Linked DNA regions of Homo sapiens: region 2 is linked to region 1. Evidence: chromatin loops called from intact Hi-C (ENCODE). Cell type or tissue: transverse colon. All regions are shown on one strand. Each heading gives the region's core, and the rest is flanking DNA. Links, peaks and the distances in the headings are about the cores only. Region 1 overlaps ARID3A (AT-rich interaction domain 3A). Region 2 has its middle 12 kb from the start of LINC01836.

Region 1 (2,906 bases), core at 407-2,906:
TCGGGAGGTTAACACGGGAGGATCACTTGAGCCCAGGAGTTCAAGACCAGTCTGGGCAACATAGTGAGACCCCATCTCTCCTAAAAATATAAAAATCAGCAGGGCGTGGTGGCAGGCGCCCATAGTCCCAGCTACTCGGGAGGCTGAGTAGGGAGGATCACTTGAGCCCAGGAGGTGGAGGTTGCAGTGAGTCAAGATCACACCATTGCACTCCAGCCTGGGTGAAAGAGTGAGATCCCGTCCTTCTCTCTCTCTATATATCTATATATAGATATATCGATAGATATAGCTGTAGCTATACATAGATATATATAGATTAGATATAGATTTATATGTATCTATAAATACATATATACTTTTATATCTATATCTACATAGATATATATATATATAGTTGTTTTTTTTTTCTTTTGAGAGGGAGTCTTCCCTCTGTCACCCAGGCTGGAGTGCAGTGGCACGATCTTGACTCACTGCAACCTGTGCCTCCTGGGTTCGAGCGATTCTCCTGCCTCAGCCTCCCCAAGTAGCTGGGACTACAGGCGTGTGTCACCACACCCAGCTAATTTTTTTTTGTATTTTTAGTAGAGATGAGGTTTCACCATGTTGGCCAGGCTGGTCTTGGACTCTTGACCTCAGGTGATCCGCCTGCCTCGGCCTCCCAAAGTGCTGGGATTACAGGCATGAACCACCGCGCCCACCCTATATATACATATTTTTTTAAATAAAATGAATTAAAAAGTTGCCGGGCACAGTAGGTCACACCTGTAATCCCAGCAGTTTGGGAGGCTGATGTGGGTGGGTCACAAGGTCAGGAGTTCAAGACCAGCCTGATCAACATGGTGAAACCCCATCTTCCCTAAAAATACAAGAATTAGCGAGGTGTGCTGGTGTGTGCCTATAATCCCAGCTGCTTAGGAGGCTGAGGCAGGAGAATTGCTTGAACCCGGGAGGCGAAGGTTGCAGTGAGCCGAGATCGCGCCACCGCACTCCAGCCTGTGCAATGGAGCAAGACTTCGTCTCAGAGGAAGAAAAAAAAAAGAATTAAAAAATTTAATTAAAAAAGTGGAGTCAGTGCCAGGGGCAGTGGCCCACGCCTGTAATCCCAACACTTTGGGAGGCTAAGGAGAGAGGTTTGCTTGAGGCCAGCCTGGGCAACACAGAAGACCCCATCTCTACAAAAGAACATAAGTAAATGAATAGTTTTTCTTTTTTTTTTTTTTTTTTTTTTTTTTTGAGACAGAGTCTCACTCTGTTGCCCAGGCTGGAGTGCAATGGCATGATCTCAGCTCCTGCAACCTCCGCCTCCTGAGTAGCTGGGATTACAGGTGCATGCCACCAGGCCCGGCTAATTTTTGTATTTTTAGATGATACGGGGTTTCACCATGTTGGTCAGGCTGGTCTCGAACTCCTGACTTCGTGATCTGCTGGTCTTGGCCTCCCAAAGTGCTGGGATTACAGGCATTAGCCACCACACCCGGCGGTAAATGAATAGTTTTTCTTAAAGTGGAGTCAGGCCGATGGTTCATAGTGGCCACCAGGTGGCGCTGTCGACACAGAGCAGCCTTGTTGCAGGCCCCCGCCCGGCTGTGGTCAGAGGCTGAGCTGAAGGTCAGTGGTGTCCTCACAGGTCCACAAATGGATTTTTGAGGGGTCCGTGCCCTCCGGAAATCAGATGTAAAACGTGTACATTCATATTGAATCTTACAGGGGAGAAGGCCAACTGTGTGCTAGGGGTCTCGCAACCCCACATCAACGAACCATGGGCATCAGGGTTCTCCCTGCAAGAGCTGTGTGCACGCTGATGTGCATGTGTGGATTAAACACACGTGTGTGCTCACGTGCATCCATATATATGCACATGTGTGTGATGAAGGAGTGAGCAGACACAGTGGGGAAGTTTAAGCTGGGCTCACGTCTGTAATCCCAGCACTTTGGGAGTCAGAGGCAGGAGGATTGTTTTAGGCCAGGAACTTGAGACCAGCCTGGGCAACATATTGAGAGCCCATCTCTACAAAAAATAAAAAATTGCTAAAATATTGCCAGCCACAGTGGCTCATGCCTGTCATCCCAGCACTCTGGGAGGCCAAGGTGGGTGGATCACCTGAGGTCAGGAGTTGGAGACCAGCCTGGCCAACATGGTGAAACTCCGTCTGTACTAAAAATAAAAAATTGGCTGGTGTAGTGGCAGGCGCCTGTAGTTAGTCCCAGCTACTCAGGAGGGTGAGACAGGAAAACTGCTTGAACCCAGGAGGTGGAGGTTGCAGTGAGCCAATATCGCACCACTGCACTCCAGCCTGCGCGACAGAGCGAGACACCATCTCAAAAAAAAACAAAAAAATAAAAAATTAGCCAGACATGGTGGCACGCCCCTGTGGTCTCAGCTACTCGGGAGGCTGAGCTGGGAGGATCACTTGAGCCCATGAGGTTGAGGCTGCAGTGAGCTCTGATGCCACCACTGCACTCTAGCCTGGGGGACAGAGTGAGAGAGAAGTTTATTCCCCGGAGCACCCCATTGGGTCTCCCTTGTGGCCCGCCTCGCATCTTCTTAAACTCTGCATGGCATATGTCTTCTGTTCTTGCCTTAGGAGTTCTGTTTGCTCAGCCGCCGGCCCCCACGCCAACCTCTGCTCCCAACAAAGGAGGCGGCGGCGGCGGCGGCAGCAGCAGCAACGCAGGCGGCCGGGGAGGAAACACCGGAACCAGCGGCGGCCAGGCTGGGCCAGCGGGGCTGTCCACACCCTCCACATCTACCTCAAATAACTCGTTGCCTTAACCGCATCACTCCCCACCCGCCACCCACCCTGGAGCCCGCCGGCCTGGGCAGGGGGTCCAGGTGGGCCACACAGGGGCCAGGATGGCGGAAGATACGGGTGGGGAGGGAAGATATCCAGAAAGGAGCCACAGCT
Region 2 (2,906 bases), core at 136-2,635, 200 kb before region 1:
GCTGGAGTGCAGCGGCGCAATCTCAGCTCACCACAACCTCTGCCTCCTGGGTTCAAGCGATTCTCCTGCCTCAACCCCCGGAGTAACTGGGATTACAGGCACCCACCACCACGCCTGGCTAATTTTTGTATTTTTAGTAGAGACGGGGTTTCTCCATGTTGGGCAGGATGGTCTGGAACTCCAGACCTCAGATGATCCACCCGCCTCAGCCTCCCAAAGTGCTGGGGTTACAGGCGTGAGACACTGCACCTGGCCTCAACTCCATTTTAATTAACCCTGCAGGGGCCAGGCATGGTAGCTCATGCCTGTAATCCTGGCATTTTGGGAAGCTGAGGCAGGAGGTGGATCACCTGAGGTCAGGAGTTTGAGACCAGCGTGACCAACATGGTGAAACCCTGTCTCTAGGAAATACAAAAAATTAGCTGGGCGTGGTGGCAGGTGTCTGTAATCCCAGCTACTCGGGAGGCTGAGGCAGGAGAATCACTTGAACCCAGGAGGCAAAGATCGTGGTAAGCCGAGATCGCACCATTGCACTCCAGGCTGGGCAACAAGAGCGAGACTCCATCTCAAAAAATAAAAATAAATAAATAAAAAATAAATAAAAATAAAAAAAATTAGCCAGGCGTGGTAGCGCGTGCCTAGTCCCAGCTACTCAGGAGGCTGAGACACGAGAATCACTTAAACCCGGGAGATGGAGGTTGCAGTGAGCTGAGATCGCGCCACTACACTCCGGCCTGGGCAACAGAGCAAGACTTCGTCTCAAAAATAAATAAATAAATAAATAAATAAAATAAAGAGATTTAGGAGAGGACACAAGCAAACATAACTCAGACTGACTTTGGCAAAACTAGGCTTTATGGGTTCCCGTAACTGAAACATCAATGTAGGGCCAGCTTCAGGCTCAGCTGGTTCCAGGTGCCACACAGCATCCTCAGGTTCCTTCGGTGTTGGGAGCTCAGGCTCCAAGCCCAGGACAGATTCCCAGCTCTGCCACATGCCCCTGAGGGACCCTGGGCAAGGCCTACCCCTCTCCCAGCCTCAGTGTCCTTATCTGTAAGTGAAGTCGCCACATTGACATCCCTGCCCTGGGGGACGTCATGAGGGTCACCGGGCACCTGGTGAAAATCAGTGAGGAATAAGAATGAATGTTGAGGCCAGGTGCGGTGGCTCACGCCTGTAATCCCAGCACTCTGGGAGGCCGAGGCGGGCGGATCACGAGGTCAGGAGATCAAGACCATCCTGGCTAACATGGTGAAACTCCGTCTCTACTAAAAATACAAACAATTAGCCGGGCGTGGTGGTGGGCGCCTGTAATCCCAGCTACTCGGGAGGCTGACGCAGGAGAGTGGGGTGAACCCAGGAGGTGGAGCTTGCAGTGAGCCGAGATCGCGCCACTGCACTCCAGCCTGGGCGACAGAGCGAGACTCCGTCTCAAAAAAAAAAAAAAAAAAAAAAAAGAATGAATGTTGGTTCTGACCAAGTAAATTAACGAATTGTCACCAGACAATGACTTCCATGTGACTTTCTGGTGTGAGCCGGAGAGGAGCCGATGCACGCTGCCACCAGAGGGCGGCAAACACCAAGGATGCAGCCGCGGCCCTCGCCCCGCCAGGGAGAAAACGCACCTGCCGCCACTCTCACCTTCTCATTCCCGTAACCGGATGGTGTTTGCTTAGTGCTCCTTGAAAGCCTGGACAGGGCCGGGCGCGGTGGCTCACGCCTGTAATCCCAGCACTTCGGGAGGCCAAGACGGGTGGATCACTTGAGGTCAGGAGTTCAAGACCAGCCTGGCCAACGTGGCAAAACCCCGTCTCTACTTAAAAAAAAAAAAAAAAATAGCCGGGTGTGATGGCGTTCACCTGTAATCCCAGCTACTCAGGAAGCTGAGGCAGGAGAATTGCTTGAACCTGGGAGGTGGAGGTTGCAGTGAGCTGAGATTGAGCCATTGCACTCCAGCCTGGGTGACAGAGGAAGACTCCATCTAAAAAAAAAAATTATTTGTAGAGATGACAGAGTGAGACTCCATCTAAAAAAAAATTATTTGTAGAGATGGGGTTCTCACCATGTTTCCCAAGCTGGTCTTGAACTCCTCAAGTGATCCTCCTGCCTCATCCCCACAAAGTGCTGGGATTACTGGTGTGAGCCATCGAGCCCAGCCCTGACCAACTATTTAGAGGTTGAAAACAGAGCCCGCAGGGCCGGGCGCGGTGGCTCACACCTGTAATCCCAGCACTTTGGGAGGCCGAGGCCCTCGGATCACGAGGTCAGGAGATTGAGACCATCCTGGCTAACAAGGTGAAACCCTGTCTCTACTAAAAATACAAAAAAATTAGCCGGGTGTGGTGGGGGGCACCTGTAGTCCCAGCTACTCAGGAGGCTGAGGCAGGAGAATCACTTGAACCTGGGAGGAGGCGGAGCTTGCAGTGAGCCGAGATCGAGCCACTGCACTCCAGCCTGGGCGACAGAGTGAGACTCCGTCTCAAAAATAAAAATAAAAATAAATAAATAAAATTAGCCGGAAGTGGCCGAGTGCGGTGGCTCTTCCACAGCAGCCAGAGGGCGCCTGTGAGGCTGACTGGGGGTGTCCCTGCTCTGCCCACAGCCCTCCATGGCTCCCATTTCCCTCTGGGTAGAAGCCCAAGTCCTCCGTGCAGCCCACAAGGCTCTGCCCAGTCCCCTCTCTCCTCTCCCTCCTCTGTCTACTCTCCCTCCTCCCTGTCTCCCCCTCCTCCTCTGCCCAGTCCCCTCTCTCCTCTCCCTCCTCCCTCTCTCCTCTCCCTCCTCCCTCCCTATCTCCCCCTCCTCCTCTACCCAGTCCCCTCTCTCCTCTCCCTCCTCCCTATCTCCCCCTCCTCCTCTACCCAGTCCCCTCTCTCCTCTCCCTCCTCCCTTTCTCCCCCTCCTCC

What was found. Peaks named below come from ENCODE experiments on the same cell type or tissue, not always from the same donor. Only the 100,000 strongest peaks of a DNase experiment are listed, where the experiment ranks them.
Region 2: a loop joins it to region 1, with 2.9 times the contacts of the local background. A loop is called at or near these places in 74 of 110 quality-filtered maps.

The regions. Positions count from the first base shown.
Region 1 is chr19:969,293-972,198 of GRCh38, forward strand. It overlaps ARID3A (AT-rich interaction domain 3A), which reads left to right. Exons shown (of 9, transcript NM_005224.3): 9 at 2,586-2,906. The coding sequence ends at 2,773. Among named protein-coding and RNA genes, the nearest start is that of WDR18, 14 kb to the right of the region's middle. In transverse colon, for the core only: a CTCF peak has its summit at 1,545 (motif pointing right); no DNase peak of the experiment used is centred there.
Region 2 is chr19:768,862-771,767 of GRCh38, forward strand. No RefSeq gene overlaps it. Among named protein-coding and RNA genes, the nearest start is that of LINC01836, 12 kb to the right of the region's middle. In transverse colon, for the core only: CTCF peaks have their summits at 1,566 (motif pointing right), 1,765 and 2,548; a DNase peak (open chromatin) is centred at 1,620.